Linked DNA regions of Mus musculus: region 2 is linked to region 1. A link is a loop called in an ENCODE intact Hi-C map of the cell type or tissue named here. Cell type or tissue: left cerebral cortex. All regions are shown on one strand. Links, peaks and the distances in the headings refer to the core of each region. The heading gives the core; the rest is flanking DNA.

Region 1 (5,537 bases), core at 245-5,244:
TATCACATGTGCAGAATGGTCTTTGGGTGCTGTTTTGATTGTTATTGTTTTCTTTTTTCTTTTGGTTTTCGAGACAGGGTTTTTCTGTATAGCTCTGGCTGTCCTAGAACTCACTCTGTAGACCAGGCTGGCCTTGTACTCAAAAATCCACCTGCCTCTGCCTCCCAAGTGCCGGGATTAAAGGCGTGCGCCACCACGCCAGACTTTTGATTGTTTTTCTTGAAGCAGGTTCATTCTAAGTTACTCAGACTGGATGTAAAATTGATACTTCTTGTCTCAGCCTCCCAAGTGCTGGTGGTTTTGACATGTATGAACTCAGAGAAGGCTAGATAGTATCCATATGAGGAAGGTTCTAGTATCACCTCTTACATTTTACCAATGAAGAAACTAGAGAAATGCTAAGCTACTTGCTTTGCCCAAAGGTTTATCTGGAATTAAAATCCTAGTGTTTGACTATACGTTTTACTTTGAGGGTCTTGGCATAGAGGAAGAGGTATGGATAATGATTGGTTCTGTCTTTCCCTGGGAGAAGAAAGAGGTTTGTTTTGGTTTTAGGAGATTATTGAATTAGAGATGTCACATGAAGATGCCCAAAAGAATTACAGATCTGCTCTAAATCCAGGTCAAGACTTGCAAAAGCAGATTTGGAAACATCCATGTAGATTGTAACTGGAGCCAAGAATAGATAAAATTGCCCAGAGAAAGCATTTAGGGTGATTAGGGGAGCTAGACCAACACTCCCAAGAGGCATTGACATTTTAAGAGTGGGTATGAGAAAAGCTGCTTGAAACTAAGTCTGACAGGATATGACTAGAGAAGTCTAAAGAGGTCAGAAGAATTTAAAGTCACAGATTCAAGAGAGGGGATGTATCCCCTCATGAGAAAATCTGCAGGCCAGGTCAAGTGCTGCCCAGCAAGTCAGGCCTGGGAGGCTTATGTTAGGTTTAGCACCAGCCTCTGAGATGATAGGCAGATTGACATGTGAATGTGAACAAGGGGGCCATTGACTCACGGTGGGACAAGACGGGAGGTGGTTGTGGGAAGTGAGTTTGTTTGACTTTGAAATTATAAGAATAATGTGTCTGTGGGGCTGAGGAGATGGCTTGGTTGATAAAGTCCTTTTGGCATAAGAATGAGGACCTGGGTTTGGAAGCCCAGGATGCAGGTAGAAAGCTAGGTATGGTGTCTTGTACCTGTCATCCCAGTACTGAGGAGGCAGAGATAGAAGAATCCCTGGAAAGGCCAGTCAATCTTGATGAATCAGTAGGCTCCATATTCACGGAGAGATGGTATATCAAAAAGTAAGGGAGAAAGTGATACAAGAAAGCACCTGACGTTGACCTCTGACATCTACCCCTCTGAAGATGTACATATGAATATTCTACCACACCCCTTCACACAAATAAAGAATCATATATATTCAAGTACTGCTGCTGATCAAATCCTCGAGGAGATCTGGAAGAAGGAGCAGAGAGAAAGGAATAACAAAACGAGTGTTCTTTGGGAAAGCGATGGAATTCAGGGCACAGAGGAAGGAGCTTGAGGAAGGACGTATCTATCCACTGAGAGTGGATAAGGGCTTTGTTTAGGTTTGATGGTGAGAATCTGTGGATTTCTCATCAAAGGGACTTCACCTCAAGGGAGAGGTTGTGGAGCAGAGTTTGGAGAGGGAGAATGAGTTTGTGAAGTAACCAGAGAGGGTAGTTTGAGAGCCAGTATAGAGAAGTCATGGCAGGCTGGCAGCACCAAGTGTCCAAGCAAAGGTCAGCGATGGCCGTGCCGGAACATCAGTCTGTGAGGCTGTCCTTTGATCCCAAGCAGAGCTTCCAGCCTAGGTGGACAAAGAGATCAGAAACCCTGGCTTGATCCCAACTCAGAACTCAAAAAGTGCCTGGGACAGTGGACAGTAGAGACAACAGAACGAGAGAGTTGAGGGTCTGCAAGGGATGAGGTAAAAGGGTGGGCCATGGATCTCTGCTGGATGGGGAGAGTCAGGGCAGATTCACTCAGCCTCTCTCTCCCATGGCCTCTTTCATTCTAGGCAGACTGCCCTGGGCTTTGTGTTTTCTCTGGCTAGATTCTGATTAACATCCTTTCCAGTTCTCAAATTTCATGGTTCAATTTGGCAAAAGTTTCATACTCTCAGGATATAAGTGAGGGATCTTGCCAAACTTCTTCTAGTCACTAGGACAAAACAACCTTCATTCTGCTGAGGAAGCAAATTCCATTGATCTTCCCAGACCATTGATGAAATTCTTTAATTTTCTCACAGCCGTATGCAAAATGTTCAGTGCTCTGCCCAGAAATCAAAAATAAACTTGTAGCTGTCAGTAATCCAACCCTGCTGGAAGTTTCCCAATCGGAACTTGGTTCAGTTTAACTCAAAACCAAATTATATTACCGAGTGCCTGCTTTCCATAAGTTACTGTGGTGGCAGATGTAGGAGATGCAGAGACGAGAGAACGACCATCTCTGTTCTCTTCAAGTTTAGCGAGAAGGAGACTAGTGGTGCAGAAATCTTTGTGTTCACGCCAGGTAAGAAAGAGTAATTTCAGCTTCACACGCATTTTGCAGGCTGCATTTCCGCTAGCAGTGGCGGGAGCAGCTGGCCGGCAAACTAAGGCTTTGTGGAGGGAGCAAATATGGTGGGAATCTGAGCTTTGGGAGCCACTACCGTGACTGTGGGCAAGAACAGCAAGATGCTGCTGCATTGATTGCCGGATGAGATGTATCCTGCAAAGATGGCCAGATCTTCATCGGGACCTTCAAAGCTTTTGACAAACATATGAATTCGATCCTCTGTAACTATGATGAGTTCAGGAATATCAAACCAAAGAACTCCAAACAAGCAGAGAGGGAATAGAAGTGAACCCTGGGTCTGGTGTTGCTTCAAGGGTAGAACCTGGTCACTGTGACCCCAGATGGACCTCTTCCCACACATACTGGCCTCGCCTGAGTGCCACTTGCTAGGGGCCACGTATCTGCAGGGCTGCTAGCAGAGGAATGTCAGCTGGTGTTCCTGTAACCCAGGCTCCGGCAGGATTTGCTGGGCTACTCTCTGAGGTTGGAGGACCATCCCAAGCAGTTGGTGACCCCATAAGAAAGAGGCACCGTAGGATTGTGGGTCCCATGTCTGCTCCACCACAGGGCAAGGCTGCTTGTAGAGGCAGAATTTCGGAGTTGTCTGGTTCGGGGTCCCTAGGCCTGTGATGAGGCTGAGGCTGTGGGGTTCCCAGGCTCTTGGACACTCAGATGCCACTGGATGTTTCAGAAGAGCTGAGAATGGAATCTGGGCCCACTGGCTGGATCTAGTCTGGGGCCAAGGGAAAAGGGGAAATCTGGCTAGTCCTGTGGGGAGAATCCTCGGCTTGATGGCTGCAGGCATGGGCTTGGTGGTGGTCATGGCTGGTAGCACAGAGAGGCCTTCTAATGAGAGTCCAGACAGCAGCTATATAGGTGAAGGCCTTCTCCATGGCTCCCCACGGGGGAATCTCAATGAAAAGAGGTAGCCTATGGTTTTAAGGCATTTATTGTCATGGTGGAAAGTGGATGTGTAAAACCATGCCCCAATTTTCAGGGTGGGCCTGATATTAAATACCTTTTTCAGGGAGGAATGTCTGGGAAGGAAAGCTTACTGGGTAAGCCCTCCAGGCCTTTACGTATCTCATTAAAATGGAGGTCTGTCTTGAGCCTACATAAGCACAGGTTATGTCCTTTCCTACCTATTGTGGGGAGTGGGGGGACTTGGGGCATTGCCCTTATGAGATTGATGGCAACAAATCTATGGGGGGCTATGGCTAGTGACAGGGGCCTGGTACTTGGGAATAGGCAAAGCTCCTATTGTCCCATCATGGTCTCCGAGACTTCTAGCCTTAGCTCACTCAACTGGGAACCAGGCTACCTTTCATGGTCCCACAAGGCACTGTTGCAGTTGCTGCAGCCAGCTGCAATCACAGCCAGTATTGCATGAGTCTGAATTCAGTACCCACCTGGTTGTGAGAGTCTTCCTCTAGGTATGATGGACCCACCTCCTGGAATGGAAGCCTCCCATGGGTCTAGGATGCAACCTCCTCCTGCAGAGATGTGAGATCAGCTTTGGTCCTTGCACAGCATTATGGTAGTAGATCCACAGAGGCCTAGGCCCTATTTCCCAAGGCTGAGTTACCACAGACCTGGCTGTTTCTTATGCTTTTTGTGGTGTTTCACTGGATTGTCTGGTTTTCCTTTCAGGTTCCCCTCCCTGGGGAGTGGCCCTCCAAGGCCTGAGACTCATCTTGGTCATCTTCAGCCCCTTGCCTGTTTCCCTAAAGGCTGTACCTAGTCTCTTTTAGCTGGTTTATAATAAACTCTTAAGAGACTGTTATACATGCACACACATAATACATTGAGAGAGAGAGAATGAATATGAATGAGAGAGAGAACTTTTTCTAGTTCCTTTAGTAACTTAATGTCTGTTTTGGGCCCTACGTTTTACCAAATTGAAGTAAACTCACTAGGGCTCCCCATCACTTCAGGGGTCATTCTTAATTCTAGGGACTTACATTATCTAAAAGCATTAGGGGGGCATCTTTCTGGTCATGCCTATCGTGGTCAGCACTACCTGCTGGGCACTCTTACACCCTGTTCTCTCTCTATCAGCACATGCAGGCAGCTGTGGCAGTAAGCTCTTCAGTCTAACAGTGTCTATCAGGGTTGTAACTTTAATTTTTTTCAAATCCTATTTTTAATGATGGTTCTTAAATGATTTAACCTTCCTGTAACCGACCACCCACCAGAGGTAGTGGGAAAAAAAGGATTCAGGGGAAATGGACCTGTTTAGAAAGGTTCTTTGGAGCAACTCTCCTCTATGTTGTCTGGAAATCAGCAGTTCAGTTCACAGGTTAGCAGGCAGTGGCAGCTTGAGCCACTCACAAATACCTCATGGATATAGCAGCCATCCAGTTTGGTAGAGTCAGGTTAGCAACAGTGGTGACAGAACGTAGTGGAGACAGCATGAGTCTTGCTTTGTGCATCTAATTAGCCCAGGTCCTTGGAAGTAGCAAGAAACTGCAGCGCACCACCAGAAGTTTTTTTGGTACATTTGTCTCCATGGCATCCAGACAAATGCAGCTCAACTACACATTGTAAGGTGGAGCAATATGTGTGTGTTGTAGCAAGGAATCTTTCATCACGTGTCCTTTCTTGTACTTGCTTTAGCAAATGTCTTCTGGACATGGCCAAATCATGACACTGGAGAAGGCATAACAACTGTGGCTGCCTGAACATGAGCGAGCCAGCACACAGCCCAGCATGGAGGAGCAGCTCGTGAACGCTCACCCTTACCTAAGGAGCTGCTGACAGCTGAGGGACAAAGAGGCGGGTCTTTGTTTGTTTGTTTGTTTGTTTTTCTTTTTTTAGAGTGTGGCCCTGGTGGGTTGTTTCTTAGGGTAGCTCCATACTCTCGAGTATATGGACAGTTTGCATTCAGTGAGTTATAAACACCACCACCAATAAAGACTAGGAAATTGGGAGGGAGTAGGAAGATGGGTAGATTTGGG
Region 2 (5,537 bases), core at 340-5,339, 100 kb before region 1:
CGAGCTTCAGCCTGTAGAAAATTCAATCAAAGTAAACCAATGAATGGCTTGCTTCACTTTTAAAGAACTAGTATGTGAACAACAAATTAAATTCACAAATATTCCAGTAAAGCATGATTAAGAAAAGAGAAATAGGACTTTAGACTGTAGGGTGACTGCCAACCATATTATAAAGTCACTGGTCTATTCTACTCTTTCTGAAATACAAGCTCTAGTCCTTTAAGTGCCTTAAGAACATTATCATAATTAACAGTTCAAATGTCTTCCTATCATTTTTCTTTGGGTAAATGGTATTTCACATCTTGAAGGCAATATTCCCCACCCCTGTGGGAAAAACCTACAGGTCTTCTTCAGCATGCGAACACTGGATTAGGACGCTCTACTTTGGTCTGAAAGCTGTTTGAAGTCAAGGGTCATACCAATATGATCCTAGAAATGACCATTCAGAAATAATAATCAGTAATAAGGAGTAAAAAAAAAAAAAAGGAAAAAAAGGAAGGATGGTCGAACACAGCAGCCTTCCCTTGTCAAGCACTAAAAACACACTTCTAAAGCCCACTTGGACACCGCAGAGTCTCAACTTCTTGAATTTCTTTCCAAGAAAGAGGGGCTAACAGACAATTTAACACAACAGAAACTCAAGAAAGACAGTATATTTTAGAATCTGTCACCAGAAACATGTGGGGGTAGGGTCACTGCAGACATCAGAACAAGGAAGAAACTGCAGTTAAGTCTTGAATTACTCAGATGATCTGAATAAGAGAAGACAAGAGTTGTATTTACTCTCCACACAGACTTTTCAAATTTGGAGAATTACTATTAGAATTAAATAAACATTCAATACCCAGAAAACCGACTAGGAGAGCTTGGACCATTAAATGTGATCACGAGTGGTTATTCAATCACAGGAAAGCAGCTTGAGCCATAGCACACTCATACTCAGCAGAAAGCTTATCATGCAAAGTAAGCTTAAACAGTAAACTGTGTATTAATCACCAAGTCCATATCCTAAACACAGAATGACCTCTAACAAAGCAGTAAGTATATCCAAAAAAGCTGGAATGAGGAACAGATAAGTCACAAAAAAACCACAAAATGTTAGAAGTTAATATATTTCTAGTAAGAAACTCAAATATCAAGGTAATTCATAGTACACTTGATAAACAAAATATTATCCACTAAAATATTCCAAATCATTAATGTGTAAGTTTAAACAAAACAAAGCAAAACAAGCCCCCACGCCCCCCAAAAACCCACAGCAACATTCTGGTCTGGTAAGTAAAATCAGATAATGAACTATCATTCTTCTTTTTTTCTGTTTAGTAGCTGTTTATTTTTATTTTATTTTATTAGATATTTTCTTTATTTACATTTTAAATGCTATCCTGAAAGTTCCCTATACCCTCCCCCCACCCTGCTCCCCTACCCACTCACTCCCACTTCTTGGCCCTGGTGTTCCCCTGTATTGGGGCATATAAAGTTTGTAAGAACTAGGGACCTCTCTTCCCAATGATGGCAGACTAGGCCATCTTCTGCTACATATGCAGCTAGAGATAGGAGCTCTAGGGGTACTGGTTAGTTCATATTGTTGTTCCACCTGTAGGGTTGCAGATCCCTTCAGTTCCTTGGGTGATTTCTCTAGCTCCTCCATTGGGGGGCCCTGTGTTTCATCCTATAGATGACTGTGAGTATCCACTTCTGTATTTGCCAGGCACTGGCATAGCCTCCTACGAGAGAGCTATGTCAGGGTCCCTGCAATAGTGTCTGGGGTTGGTGGCTGATTATGGGATGGATCCCCGGGTGCGGTAGTCTCTGGATCCTTTCATCTTAGCTCCAAACTATGTCTCTGTAACTCCTTCCATGGGTATTTTGTTCCCTATTCTAAGGAGGAATGAAGTGTCCACATGTTGGTCTTCTTTCTTAGAATACCCAAGATACTATCATTCTTCTTCTTTTAAGTCAATCTGTTTTTGGGAGAACATATATCATCTTGGTCAGGAAAACAAAACTACTCCTTCTCAGAAGAGAGGGTAGGCTTTGATGTCCTTGTGAATTCTCCACAGGGATGCGGACTATAGTGAGTTTACAGAGCTTCCTTGCAGGGGCCAAGCAGAAAAGAAGTAGCAGGTCCCACCGGGCGTGGTGGCGCACACCTTTGATCCTAGCACTCGGGAGGCAGAGGCAGGTGGATTTCTGAGTTCAAGGCCAGCCTGGTCTACAAAGTGAATTCCAGGACAGCCAGAGCTATACAGAGAAACCCTGTCTCAAAAAAACCAAAAAAAAAAAAAAAAAAAAAGTAGCAAAAAAAAAACAAGTAGTAACTGGGAACTAATTTGTGACAGCAGGTATCTTTACCATTGCTGTCTCATGTAGACCATGGAACACCAGGACCATATTTAAATGACTAAGTACCCTAAGGTTCTTGAAAATGACCCTGATTAACTCCATTAGAAACAAAAAGGAATAAAAAATCAGAACTGAAAGGTTGGTAAAAATTAATGAAATGAGGTATTTTCTTTCTCTCTTTTTTTTATGTGAATGTTTTGACTGCATGTACAGTATGTGCATGAAGTCACACAGAGACAAGAGGAGGATTGTGGGTCTTTCAGAACTGTGATTACAGATGACTGATCTAACATTGGAAATCAACCCCAGGTCCTCTGCAAGAGTAACACCCACTCTTAACTGCTGAGCAATCTTTTGAGCTCATGTTTTATTTTTAAATAATAAAAAGATTAGGAATTTAAAATATTCAAACATGTTCATTTTTGTTTGTTGTTTTTAAGTCAGATTAGTCTCAATCACATGACATTGATTTTTAAAGTGTTGATATAGCTGTTAATAAAGTGTTTGTAGCTATTCAGTTATCAAAAGCATTTTTGTATGGGCCAACCATTATCAACTGTTTAGACTAAAATACTCCCACCTGATGACAGTAAACTCAAAAGAGACCTCTGGGGATTGTAATATCTAGCCCAAATTGGCCATTAAAAGCACAATATTTCCTGAAAGCTAATCTTTACCTCAAAATCATTCCTGAGATGTTGAATTCTACTTGATTGTTTTAATATAAATGTAATTTTTCCTCAAGTTACTGAAATTGTCAACTTTTTTCTGGTGGTCCTATACCTGCCCAGGCACAGGCTGGAGACTATGAGGTATGCACATGTAAGGTCAAAGCCCTCCATTATGTTTGCTTTGCTACACTTTTTATAAAGCCTTTAATACAGACATTCAATGCTTATATAGTTTTTTAAAAGTAAAGCTCACTAAATTCTCACTATCACCTGATATTATTATTCTCCTTTCACAGGTGAGGAAACTAAGGAACGGAACGGTTAAGGTCATTCTTTTTTGTTGTTGTTGTTTTTGTTTGTTTGTTTTTCGAGACAGGATTTCTCTGTGTTGTAGCTCTGGCTGTCCTGGAACTCACTTTGTAGACCAGGCTGGCCTCGAACTCAGAAATCCACCTGTCTCTGCCTCCCAAGTGCTGGGATTAAAGTTGTGTGCCACCATGCCTGGCTTAAGGTCATTCTTTAACCTTGAAAACTGGTGGCCCAGTTCAAGATACAGCGATATAAGATTATCTCTATATTGTTTGGTTTTTAGAGCCTGAATTGTGGATTTCCTGAATAAGATGAGAAGTCATGTTTGATAAGACTTCTAAGTTGGTCAGGACCAAACTTTTAATGCTTTTAGAGAGCTTCCTGGAGGCTGAGGAGAGGTTAGATTGCAAACACCCACCCACCAGACACTATTATTTTCGAAGTTGTAAAACTTTAAAAATCAGATTTCTGTGTTTAGAGTGTGCATGCAGCTCTGTCCTAAAAGTTGTTCTCCTTATGTTGAGGTACTACTACTACTCCTCCTATCTCCATGGGCAGCATACACCACAACAAATCATAACGTTGTCTACAAAGGGCAGGCTGGCACCATAGTGGTGTGCAATGTTGGGGAAGATTCCACTTTAAAGATATAATTTAAGAAAAAAATCTCTACTGGACTGGCAAAATGGCTCAGTAGTGTTAAGGATATTTACTGCTAACCCTGATGACCTAAACTCAATCCCTGGTGCCTATATGGTAAAAGAACATATACACATACATATGCTAACATGGCACACATACATTGTACATGTACACACAAAGACACACATATATGTACACACTCATACAAAATAAGTGCAAAAAAAAAAGTTTTAAAAGAGTTCAGTAAAAGACCTGCTTATAAAGCCTACAGTCATACTACAAAATTAAGTAATGAACAATACCAGGATTCAAAACAGATTATGTTTCAAATACCCTTAAGGAGCTGGTTAGGTCTCAGTCATATACAAAACAGACACAAAGATCTACTATAAAGAACTACCACTATCCCGCATATACAACCGACTAGTTCTACTTCTGTTGAATTTTGAGATATCAAAAATGTGTAACTGACTTTCAATTTCAAACTTAGAAGGCCCACTTATATTCAGTGCACCATACGAAAATGCACTGTGAACACCACAAGCTGGGCATGGCTTTCTCTCTATATGTCAGAAGCAGAGTGGTTGAGCTTATATTTTCTTTCTTTAAACACGGAAATGACTTGGCAGTCCATTTCCTGCCTAAGAGAGGGCAAAGTAGGTATTAGACTTGGTATGACCTCGACTCTTAAAAATTTAATACAAGCTGGGCAGTGGTGGTGCATGCCTTTAATTCCAGCACTTGGGAGGCAGAGGCAGGTGGATTTCTGAGTTTGAGGCCAGCCTGGTCTACACAGTGAGTTCCAGGACAGCCAGAGCTATACAGATAAACCCTGTCTCAAAAAACCCAAAAGTAAAAAAAAATATATATATATATATATGTGTGTGTGTGTGTGTGTGTGTGTGTGTGTGTGTGTGTACACATACAGATGAGAGGGTTACCAAACTATATATACAATCTGCTGGCAAAATCCTGCTGCACCTGTTTCCTGCTTATTTCTATATCTCCATGACTGCTTTTGTTTCTTAACATTAGAGGTGAACAATGACAGAAGAAATCTTAGGATGAAAAGCCTAAAGATTATTTACTGGCTGGTACTATATAGCAGAAAGCTTGCCATCTCTTGACATAGTCATTCCTCAGACCCAATATCCAGAATTCCTGAATTTCTAAGAAAGAGAGCAAAGAAAAATCCTATTAGAAGTTCATGGAAGCATCATGTAGTAAAGAGCAAGTTAGAATCCTTGCCTCCACCTTGGATCTTCTCCTAAGTCAGATTTATATCCTTCTTCCTAATATAAACTTGAAGGGTTAAACTATGACTCTTAGGGAATATTTTAGGAGAAAAACAGCAAAAGCAAAAAATAGCAAATCTAGGACTATTTGCTTATTTTCTCACTGACATAAAATCCTGAGGGCCACACTTCAAGGGAAGACAATGCAAAAACCTGGAAGGCATGCAGCTATGAATACATCTCTTTGGATGTGCAGGGGAACACTCACTCATGATTCTCAATGTATAAAAGTCCCCTGGAGAGTTCTATGAGCTAGGCCTGCTGACATGGTGTG

The links. Peaks named below come from ENCODE experiments on the same cell type or tissue, not always from the same donor. Only the 100,000 strongest peaks of a DNase experiment are listed, where the experiment ranks them.
Region 2: a loop joins it to region 1, with 1.9 times the contacts of the local background. A loop is called at or near these places in 3 of 42 quality-filtered maps.

Annotation. Positions count from the first base shown.
Region 1 is chr6:47,401,442-47,406,978 of GRCm38, reverse strand. No RefSeq gene overlaps it. Among named protein-coding and RNA genes, the nearest start is that of Cul1, 50 kb to the left of the region's middle. In left cerebral cortex, for the core only: no CTCF peak of the experiment used is centred there; a DNase peak (open chromatin) is centred at 2,333.
Region 2 is chr6:47,502,700-47,508,236 of GRCm38, reverse strand. Cul1 (cullin 1) reads right to left here. Exons shown (of 22, transcript NM_012042.4): 8 at 1-11. Among named protein-coding and RNA genes, the nearest start is that of Cul1, 51 kb to the right of the region's middle. In left cerebral cortex, for the core only: no CTCF peak of the experiment used is centred there; no DNase peak of the experiment used is centred there.